Linked DNA regions of Homo sapiens: region 2 is linked to region 1. Evidence: read pairs that join two places in POLR2A ChIA-PET (ENCODE). Cell type or tissue: HCT116. All regions are shown on one strand. Each heading gives the region's core, and the rest is flanking DNA. Links, peaks and the distances in the headings are about the cores only. Region 1 has its middle 9.6 kb from the start of SYNC. Region 2 overlaps S100PBP (S100P binding protein).

Region 1 (5,375 bases), core at 307-5,306:
GCAAAAGAGTGAAACTCCATCTCGAAGACAAAAAAACATAACTCTTGCCAGGTGCAGTAGCTCATGCCTGTAATTCTAGCACTTTGGGAGGCTGAGGCAGGTGGATCACCTGAGGTCAGGAGTTCAAGACTAGCCTGGCCAACATGAGGAAATCTTGTCTCTTCTAAAAATACAAAAACTAGCCGGGCATGTTGACGGGTGCCTGTAATCCCAGCTACTCGGGATGCTGAGGCAGGAGAATCACTTGAACCTGGGAAGCAGAGGTTGCAGTGAGCCGAGATCTTGCCACTTCACTACAGCCTGGGCGAAAGAGTGAAACTCCATCTAAAAAAAGAAAAAAAAAACACTCTTGTTCTCAGGGACCCCAAGTCACAAAAGAAAACAGACCTGGGACACAGAGGAGTAGTGAGCACAGATGAATTCAGCTTTGTGCGTGAGCCTGTTGCATATTTGTGCACCATTTGTGACTCTGTGCATGTGTGTGCGTGTGTGTGTGGCTGTGTTGACTCTGTGTATGTGCCTTTGAGCCGAGGCTGTTGAGAAAGCTTAGTGAGTGTGGACCCAGTTGGGTGGAATCGCTTATTCATTAGACACACATTTACCAAACATTCACAGGGCAGGGCCCTAGGCATAACATGGAGCCCTTGACTGATGAGGTTCTTGTTTTTGAGGGCTTCACTCTGTAATGAGGGGAGATTAGGCACTAAACAAAAAAATCCTGCTGGGTATGGTGGCTCACACATGTAATCCCAGCACTTTGGGAGGCTGAGTCGGGCGGATCACCTGAGGTCAGGAGTTCGAGACCAGCCTGGCCAATATAGTGAAACCAATAGAGTGAAACCAATATAGTGACCAGCCTGGCCAATATAGTAGTTTTGTAAAAATACAAAAAGTAGCCAGGCATGGTGGTGCACACCTGTAGTCCCTCCCAGCTACTCAGAAGGCTGAGGCAAGAGAATTGCTTGAACCCAGGAGGTGGAGGTTGCAGTGAGCCGAGATCGCGCCACTGCACTCCAGCCTGGGGGACAGAGTGAGACTGCATCTTAAAAAACAAAACAAAACAGCCGGGCGCGGTGGCTCACGCCTCTAATCCCAGCACTTTGGGAGGCCGAGGTGGGCGGATCACAAGGTCAGGAGTTCGAGACCATCCTGGCTAACACGGTGAAACCCCATCTCTACTAAAAAAATACCAAAAAAAATTAGTCGGGCGTAGGTGGTGCACGCCTGCAGTCCCAGCTACTCGCGAGGCTGAGGCAGGAGAACGGCGTAAAACCCGGGAGGTGGAGCTTGCAGTGAGCCGAGATCGCGCGCCACTGCACTCCAGCCTGGGAGACAGAGCGAGATACTGTCTCAAAAAAAAAAAAAAAAAAAAAAAAAAAACAAGAAATGCAAAAGAAACTCAGGCGACCATAGGACCACAGGGAGGGAGCGTCCTGGAAAAAGTGATATTTAAGCTGTGTTCTGAGTAACAAGCTTTAGGGCTTGGGGAAAGGGTGTTCCAGATACAAGGAGTGGCATGTGCAAAGGCTGTGGACCTGGGAGAGGACACGGGGAAAGGTTTTTCTGGAGAAGATGGCTGGATGGGGTTTTGGAAGCGGTAAGGAGAACAAACGGGGCGTTGCTTCAGTTTGAGGGATGTAGTGGGATTGGCCAGGGGAAGATTGCTGGCTTGGGCCTGCACCTGGGGACGGAGGGGCAGTTCCCAGAGGAGTCCAAGGAGCTGAAGGTGCTGCCAACTCCAGAGAGGAGTAGGGAAGCTCCGAAGAGGGGGTTTAGGGAGAGAGCTCCTGGACTGGCCTCTGGGCTGTGCTAGGGGAGAGAGAGACCCATGGAGGCCCGCGAGCCTGGGAAAGGGTCCCCAGCGTTCTCATTCCACAAAGGAATTCAATCAGAGCTCCCTCACAGGACAGAGGGAATTACGGTACATGCACTTCTCCTAAGTTGCTCATTTATTCCTCTCAAGAACTATAATACATTTCCCATTTGAAAACAAAGGAGGCTGGGCGCAGTGGCTCACGCCTGTAATCCCAGCACTTTGGGCGGCCGAGGCCGGTGGATCACAAGATCGGGAGATCGAGACCATCCTGGCTAACACAGTGAAACCCCGTCTCTACTAAAAACATATAAAAAAATTAGCCAGGCGTGGTGGCGGGCGCCTGTAGTCCCAGCTACTCGGGAGGCTGAGGCAGGAGAATGGCGTGAACCTGGAAGGCGGAACTTGCAGTGACCGGAGATCGCGCCACTGCACTCCAGCCTGGGCGACACAGCCAGACTCCGTCGTCTCAAAAAAAAAAAAAAAAAAAAAAAAAAAAAAAAGGAAGCAGAAGCTCAGAGAAGCCTAAGGGTACAGAGCGGGGAAACGTGAGAGACTGCTCTGCTCTGGATTCGAACCCAGCTCAGAGTCTAAGGCCTGGCACCTTCCCTGAGTCCCACAGCCTCCCAGCAAGCGCATGCGCCCTTTAAACTCCAGCAGCTCGCTATGGGTGGATCTGCGGCTATTATTGTTGTGTGTTCATTATCACTGCGGTGCTAAAGGACGTCCTTGATTCAGCTGGGACGCCGACCTCCCCACTGTCGGCGCGCCATCGGTCCTGAAAACTCAGGGCCCGGGCGGCCCCGCGCGGCTGCGGCGGAAAAGACAACCCCCGGGGCGCGGGGTCGGCGTGGCGGCGCCCCCTGGAGGCAGTGCTCGGCATTGCCCGACCTGGGGAGGAACGACCCTGAACGCAGCTTCCTCTGAAGCGGTGGCTGGTGGTCAGCACCGGGTAGGCCCCAATGGCTCCCAGACAGCGGTCCCAGAGGGCAGGGAGAAAGAAGGAAATAAAGAGAAGAACACTTATCAAGTGTCTCTTGTATACTGGGCAAAAGGCTGGGCATTTCCTGCACATTTTCTCATTTAACGCCCACCCAATCTCATTTCCTAGAAGCAGAATCAGGGGGCCAGGCGCGGCGGCTCACGCCTGTAATCCCAGCACTTTGGAAGGCCGAGGCGGGTGGATCACCTGAGGTCAGGAGTTTGAGACTAGCCCGGCCAACATAGTGGAACTCCGTCTCTACTAAAAATACAAAAATTAGCCTGGCGTGGTGGCAAGTGCCTGTAATCCTAGCTACTCAGGAGGCTAAGGCAGGAGAATTGCTTGAACTCGGGAGGCGGAGGTTGCAGTGAGCTGAGATCCAGCCACTGCACTCCAGCCTGGGTGACAGAGTGAGACTTTGTTTCAAAAAAAGAAAAAAAGAAGTGGCCGGGCGCTGTGGCTCACGTCTGTAATCCCAGCACTTTGGGGGGCCAAGGTGGGCAGATCACGAGGTGAGGAGATCGAGACCATCCTGGCTAACATGGTGAAACCCCATCTCTACTAAAAATACAAAAAATTAGCTGGGCGTGGTGGTGGGCGCCTGTAGTCCCAGCTACTCGAGAGTCTGAGGCAGGAGAATGGCATGAACCTGAGAGGCGGAGCTTGCAGTGAGCTGAGATGGCACCACTGCACTCCAGCCTGGGTGACAGAGCAAGACTTGGTCTCAAAAAAAAAAAAAAAAAAAAAAAAGGAAGCAGAACCAGAGAGGTTAAGTAATTTGCCCGGAGACACAAAACAAGTCTGTGGCCATGCCTGGGCCCCTTGGGGCTAAGTCTGAGGATGGAAAGGCTGCCAGATTCCCACTAGACTATAAGTCTCTGAAAGTCAAGGTTAATGACAATGATGTGGATAACACATCATTTATTCGTGGAGGCAGTGTATTGAATCTTGGGTGCCACCATTTCCTCTCTGTGTGACTTTGGTCAACTAAGTTGCATAACCTCTCCAAGCCTCAGTTTTCTCATCAGTAAATGGGCTTTATTACAGGCCCCATGTTATAGGGCTGTTCTGAAGATTTATTGCATTAAAGCAGATAAAATGCCTTCTAGCCCAGGTGCAGTGGCTCCGGCCTGTAATCCCAGCACTTTGGGAGGCCCAAGCAGGCAGATCACCTGAGGTCAGGAGTCTGAGACCAGCCTGGCCAACACGGCGAAATCTCCTCTCTACTAAAAATACAAAAATTAGCCAGGCATGGTGGTGGGTGCCTGTAATCCCAGCTAATCAGGAGGCTGAGGCAGGAGAATTGCTTGAATCCGGGAGGTGGAGGTTGCAGAGAGCCAAAATTGCGCCACTGCACTCCAGCCTGGGTGACAGAGCGAGACTCTGTCTCAAAAAAAAAAAAAAAAGACTAGTTTAGCATCTGGCTTGCAGTAGGGGCTCAAGAATATAGCTAACATCATTTACTAATTTGGCCACTATTTGTTTTTTCTTTTCATTCTTTATTCTCTTCTATTTGTCTTATTCATTACTATACTCTTCATGAACACATCATTTGGCCACTATTTGTTGAAAACCTAGGGACAAGGGACACAGCCATGAAGTCATACAGATATAGGTCTTGCTTTAATGACTTACTGTCTTTGTGTTCTTAGGGTTTAACACATTGTCTGGCCTAACAAATGGTGAAGTGAATGAATGAGCGAGTGAAAACACATGCTGTAGTCAGCCAGCCCCTGGTTGCAGCTTCAGAGAGAGGAAGCAGGAGAAAGGGGAGTTTCAAAAATAATAGTTAATTATTTCTTGTTTTTGTTTTGTTTTGAGACAGAATTTTGCTCTTGTTTCCCAGGCTGGAGTGCAATGGCACGATCTCGGCTCACTGCAACCTCCGCCTCCTGGGTTCAAGCGATTCTCCTGCCTCAGCCTCCCGAGTAGGTGGGATTACAGGCATGCACCACCATGCCCAGCTAATTTTGTATTTTTAGTAGAGACGGGGTTTCTCCATGTTGGTCAGGCTGGTCTTGAACTCCCGACCTCAGGTGATCCACCCACCTCGGCCTCCCAAAGTGCTGGGATTACAGGAGTGAGCCACCGCGCCTGGCTGTGTTATCTAATTTTACAGAGAAGAAAACAATTTCCATGAAGTGGAGTGACTTTCCTAAGGTCACACAGCAAGTAAGCGCTCCAAAGCTTGGATTCATACCCTGGCTCTCTAGAAGCAGTAGGTCAAGGCTGGGTGCGGTGGCTCATGCCTGTAATCCCAGCACTTTGGAAGGTCAAGGCTGGAGGATCGTTTGAGTTCAAGAGTTCAAGACCAGCCTGGGCAACATGGTGAGATACCCCTCTATCTGGCTGTGATCTGTACAAAAAATAAAATATTTAGCCGGGTGGGGTGGCACACACCTGTGGTCCCACTGATCATACCACTGCACTCCAGCCTGGGCAAGAGCAAGACTCTGTCTGAAAACAAAAAACAGAAGTGGTGGGTCTGAGGGCCCTGCCAGGGCATCTCTGTACCACCCTCCTCCCACCTCTAGACGGGTTGCTGGAGCTCTTGGCACAAAGAAAGTGAGCAGAGGCCAG
Region 2 (5,375 bases), core at 177-5,176, 140 kb before region 1:
TTCCTGAATTTCAGTCCAGTTTTTGTTTTGTCTGTTTGTTTTTTGAGACAGGGTCTCGCCCTGTTGCCCAGGCTGGAGTGCAGTGGCACAATCATTGCTCATCACAGCCTCAAGCTCCTGGGCTTCAAGCAATCCTTTTCTCTCAGGCACTCTCAGGGACTACAGACACACACCACCATGCCCAGTTAAGTTTTTGTATTTTTTGTAGCGACGGGGTCTCACATTGGCCAGGCTGGTCTCGAACTCCTGGGCTCAAGCAATCCTCCTGCCTTGGCCTCCCAAAGTGCTGGAATTACAGGCGTGAGCTACTGTGCTCAGCCTCAGTCCAGTTCTTATTCCATTATACTGCATCACTTTTTCCCCCTGCCTCTTGAATTAAACAATTCCAACCCCTACTCCCCACTACATTCCTCCTGCAGCCAAATTTCACGCGCCCCCCCCCCACCGCCTTTTCTTTTTTTTTTTTTAGACGGAGTCTTGCTCTGCCGCCCAGGCTTGAGTACAGTGGCACCATCTTGGCTCACTGCAACCTTCGCCACCAGATTCAAGCAACTGTCCTGCCTCAGCCTCCTGAGGCTGGGACTACAGATGCTTGCCACCACACCCAGCTAATTTTTGTATTTTTGGTAGATATGGGGTTTCACCATGTTAGCCAGGATGGTCTCAAACGACCCACCCACCTTGGCCACCCAAAGTGCTGGGATTACAGGTGTGAGCCACCGCGCCCAGCCATTCTACCCTTTTCCATCTTCTTCTAATCACCCACTCACCGCGTGGTGAGGTCCGAAGGATGCTGCCATTTTGAGTGCTGCATATGATGAACTTGATCCATCAAGGCACAAAGCTCCCCCGAGATACCTGTGATACAGAGGGATCAGTGGTTAGGAACAGCTGAGTGAACTACGTCAGCCAACGTCAAAGTATGTGTTTTCAGGGAAAGAGAAAACAGGCACTGTTCTCAACAATATATACTTACAATTATCACAAGCAGTGAGCACAGAAACTATAAACCAGAATGGGGAGATTACTCTTGGAGGGTGAAGGTGAAGCAATAATAGCAGCCACCATTCATTCATTCAACACTTAGCTCCTACAATATACAGGGAACTTTACTTGTCCCTAGGAATATGGCAGTGAACAAGACACTACCTCAATGAAGTTTATACAGGAGACAGATGATTCCAAAGTGGTGTGATAAATGCAGTGATAGAAATACAGACTGCTATAGAGACTGGGGGGGTGGGGGTTAGGGAAAGCCCCCTCCAGGGGGAGTAACTATAGCAGGGATCTAAAGGATGTATAAAATTAGTGAGGTAAAGAGGGGTAGGAGGTTGGATGCCAAAAGATAACAGTTAATACAAAGCCCCAGAGACAAAAGACAGCAAATACATTCAAGAAACAAGAGGAGTTTAGAACAGATGGAGGTGGGCGCTCTTTGCTAACAAGAAAAATTGCTAGATGCAATTTCTCAAACACCTGGGATCCTAGCAATGTACTAGACACTTTACATATTATCTTACTTAATTCTAAAAAAAATCTTACATGGAGATAGATGTTATTAATATCATTTCAAAGATGGGAAACTATGGGAGGTGAACTTGCCTGAAATACTTTTTTTTTTTTTGAGACAGAGTCTTGCTCTGTCGTCCAGGCTAGAGTGCAATGGCATGATTTCGGTTCACTGCAACCTCTGCCTCTTGGGTTCAAGTGATTCCCCTGCCTCAGCCTCCTGGGTAGCTGGGACTACAGGCGCCTATCACCATGCCAGGCTAATTTTTATATTTTTAGTAGAGATGGGGTTTCATCATGTTGGCGAGGCTGGACTCCAATTCCTGACCTCAAATGATCCTCCCAAAGTGCTAGGATTACAGGTGTGAGCCACCATGCATGGCCCTGAAATTCTTGATGACCCAGGATTCAACTAGCTCCTGTGTGACTCCATGTCCTTGCCACTATGCAATAATGCTAATTTTGCACTCAACGATTGAGACTTAGGCTAAAACTCAATAGAAGCAGAAATAAAACACTAGTTAGGAAATAATTTCCCTAGACCAGTGGTTCGCAAATTTTAACATACATTATAATCAACTGGAGGTATTGTAAAACAGATTGCTGGGCCTAGCCTCCAGACTTTCTGATTATACATAATCAGAAAACTACAGATCTGGGTAGGGCCTGAGAATTTGCATTTCAAGCAAATTCCCAAGTGATGCTAATGCTGGTGGTCTAAGAAACACTTTTTTTTTCTTTTTTTTGTGGGTAGTGGGGTGGGAGATGGAGTCTCACTCTGTCACCCAGGCTGGAGTGCAGTGGTGTGATCTCGGCTCACCGCAACCTCCTCCTCCCGGGTTCAAGTGATTCTCCTGCCTCAGCCTCCTAAGTAGCTGGGATTACAGGCGCCTGCCACCATGCCTGGCTAATTTTTGTATTTTTAGTAGAGACAGGGTTTCACCATGTTGGCCAGGCTGTTCTTGAACTCCTGACCTCAAGTGATCCACCCACCTTGCTCTCTCAAAGTGCTGGGATTACAGGCGTGAGTTACTATGCCCAGCTGAGAAGCACACTTTGAAAATCAAAGCCCTAGACAGTGGAGACTTTTCAGCTCGTTTACATGTTTTTCATTACCTTATCTACTGTGCTTTCGGGAATCAAAAGCAGTCTCAGTAGGCTACAGACTCATATTTTCAAGTTCTAGTAAAAGTAATGTCACTTTTAGGATAAATGTAATTTATTTGAAGCCTCAAAAAGTAGAGCTTTGTAGAGAAAGTATACTGTATACTTTGGAGTTAGGCAGAGTTGAGTTAAAATTCCAATCCATCAATTAGCTCTGTGACCCTGGGCAAATTATTTCACTTCTTCAGGGCTCACTACTCATCTATGAAAAGCAGATAATACAATTTAGCTTGAAGCTGAGTTTTAGGAATATTGAACGTAAAAGACCTAGCACATTGCTATGGCACACAGCGTGTGTGCAGTGAGTGGTAGCTATTATGATGTTAGCACCTCAGGTCTATGTTAGCTTGCAAAGACTCTGCAAATCCTGTGAAATTTTAAGGAAAAACGTTTATTAAATGGATCCATCCACACATAAACTATGACATTTTATGGCACTCAAATATTTTTCTAACCATAACACTTTTTAGGAAAAATTTATAGATTTCATTAAAAGTTTCTCTACTGTTAAAAAAGCACGACCAAATGAAACATAATTGACAAAATGAAAAATATATTTGAAACATACTTGGCAAAAGTTTAATGTCCTTTATCTACAGTCTCTTTATTTTTTAAAAAAGGTCAAGGGCATGAATAGACAACTTGCAAAATTATTACAAGTGATCAATAAACATGATAAAAACAATGTTCAATCTCATTCATGGAAAGAAAAGGCATTACTGTCACTCCTTGAGAAGGAAAAATAAATCAGAAATGAGTTTCCTCATGAAGGGAAGTAACTCTTGATTAGAAAATTCCTTACCTGCTGGATTTGTAAAGCTAAAATCAAAGGTCTCAATTCAAATTGCCTTTCCAATACCCCACTTTCACCTCGCTAGCACTCCACTCCCTGTGGTCACCCAAAAAGGACATTTCAGTGGGAGGCAGGGGAGGGGAGAATCAGCTTTATAAAAATTTCAAGATACATTTTTCCTACCAAAGCTTCACAAAGGAGGGCTAGCAATATATGGAAATTCTGTGTCCATCAAAATGGAACCACAAGATTATCTATAGAACATGTCCTTCAGCTCACTCATTTCTTATCACCTGCATTTTAGAAAATTAATCTGGCAATGGAAACTAAAGATAATAAATCTAAAAACATATCTATTCACATTAAATGATGAGAAGAATAGCCAGTTAGCCAAAGGGGCCTAATATTCAAATATTTAACTTCTAGGAATCAAATCCAGCAGCAGCAATTTATATAACATTATATATCAAGCCTGTTTAAATAAATAAATAAAGGCACTGTCCTATGTGCTAGTTTATATATATCAACTCATTTATTCTTTACAACAATCCTATAAGGTATTTTCCCCGCTTTACAGACAAAAGTATATAAAACTGTAAAGAAACCGAGGCACAGAAAAGTTAACTAATTTGCCCAAAGTCACATGTCTAATGACAAAGCCAGAATTCCAACAATATAAAACTATCATAGGATTGACTTTCCTTAAAAAATTTTCTGGGAGCAACATTTCATAGTTGAGATTAGAAAGTAAAAATCATATAGCCATATGTCTCTTGTAAACAATGGCTCAATAATTAGATCTCAGCTCATGTACCAAAAAATTTTAATTTTCCTTAGCACTAATAACTAACTTATTGTTAGACTAGCCTAACTCTTATTATGAATAAGACTTAATGATCTAGAGATAATGGGAGCTAACATTTATCAAGCACTTCTTACGTGCTACGTACTTTGCTAACTGCTTTGCATGTATCCTACAATTTAATTCTAACAATCACAGATGGCAAACTCTATAACCTCCATTTTATTCACAAGTAAACTGAAGCTTAGAAAAAAATACTTTCCCAGCACTTTGGGAGGCCGAGGCAGGCGGATGGCTTGAGCCCAGGAGTTCAAGACCAGCCTGGGCAACATGGTGAAACCCCGTCTCTACAAAAAGTACCCGGGTGTGGTAGTACACACCTGTAGTCCCATCGACTCCAGGGGGCTGAGGTGGGAGGATCACCTGAGCCCATGAGGTGGAGGCTGCAGTGAGCCATGATCATACCACTGCACTCCAACCTGAGTGACAGAGCAAGACACTGTCTCCAAAAAAAAAAGAAAAAAAAAGAAAGAAAAGATACTCATCTATCATCTAGTAAATCAGGAAAGCCAGGATTCAAACCCAGGTGGGGCTAATAATCCAAAAACCTCATTTTAGCTTATAGTTTGAACCTCATCTTCCTCCAAATTTAGAGATGCTAACAAGAATGGGAACATTTGAATTTTCTCTTCTCTTCATAGTCTCTAACAGATGGGCTTTCTTGGACCAACAATCAGTACCATGGGTTTATTTTAAGTTGTGGCAAAAAGGTGGTAAAGACTGTCCTTTGTTTTGTGACTAAGAATGAAATAAAGGAGGGAAAAACCCCCAATATTTCAGGAATGACGTCAACAATTCATCTAAATCTTAATCTATAAATATGAAGGTGACTGGTTTTGGGGAAACATCCAGTTTAATAACTGTTCTTAGTAAGTTTAAAGTGAATCAATTTTTATATCATAATGGAGGAGGACGGATAATGCTGAGTACCTGCTATGCCAATTCTGACAGGTTTTATAGGACATAATACTTTTTACCACCCACATGACCCTAACTCAATCAAGTGTGGCACATGACCAAAGAACAGAGACTCTCTCAGCTGGCTAA

The links. Peaks named below come from ENCODE experiments on the same cell type or tissue, not always from the same donor. Only the 100,000 strongest peaks of a DNase experiment are listed, where the experiment ranks them.
Region 2: POLR2A ChIA-PET joins it to region 1 with 5 read pairs; 4 of 35 experiments call an interaction of 5 or more read pairs at or near these places.

What each region holds. Positions count from the first base shown.
Region 1 is chr1:32,709,640-32,715,014 of GRCh38, reverse strand. No RefSeq gene overlaps it. Among named protein-coding and RNA genes, the nearest start is that of SYNC, 9.6 kb to the right of the region's middle. RefSeq lists silencers at 393-687, 2,558-2,797. In HCT116, for the core only: a CTCF peak has its summit at 2,657 (motif pointing left); a DNase peak (open chromatin) is centred at 2,554; H3K4me3 peaks cover 792 bases; H3K27ac peaks cover 1,113 bases.
Region 2 is chr1:32,848,562-32,853,936 of GRCh38, reverse strand. S100PBP (S100P binding protein) reads right to left here. Exons shown (of 7, transcript NM_022753.4): 6 at 771-858. Among named protein-coding and RNA genes, the nearest start is that of FNDC5, 20 kb to the left of the region's middle. In HCT116, for the core only: no CTCF peak of the experiment used is centred there; no DNase peak of the experiment used is centred there.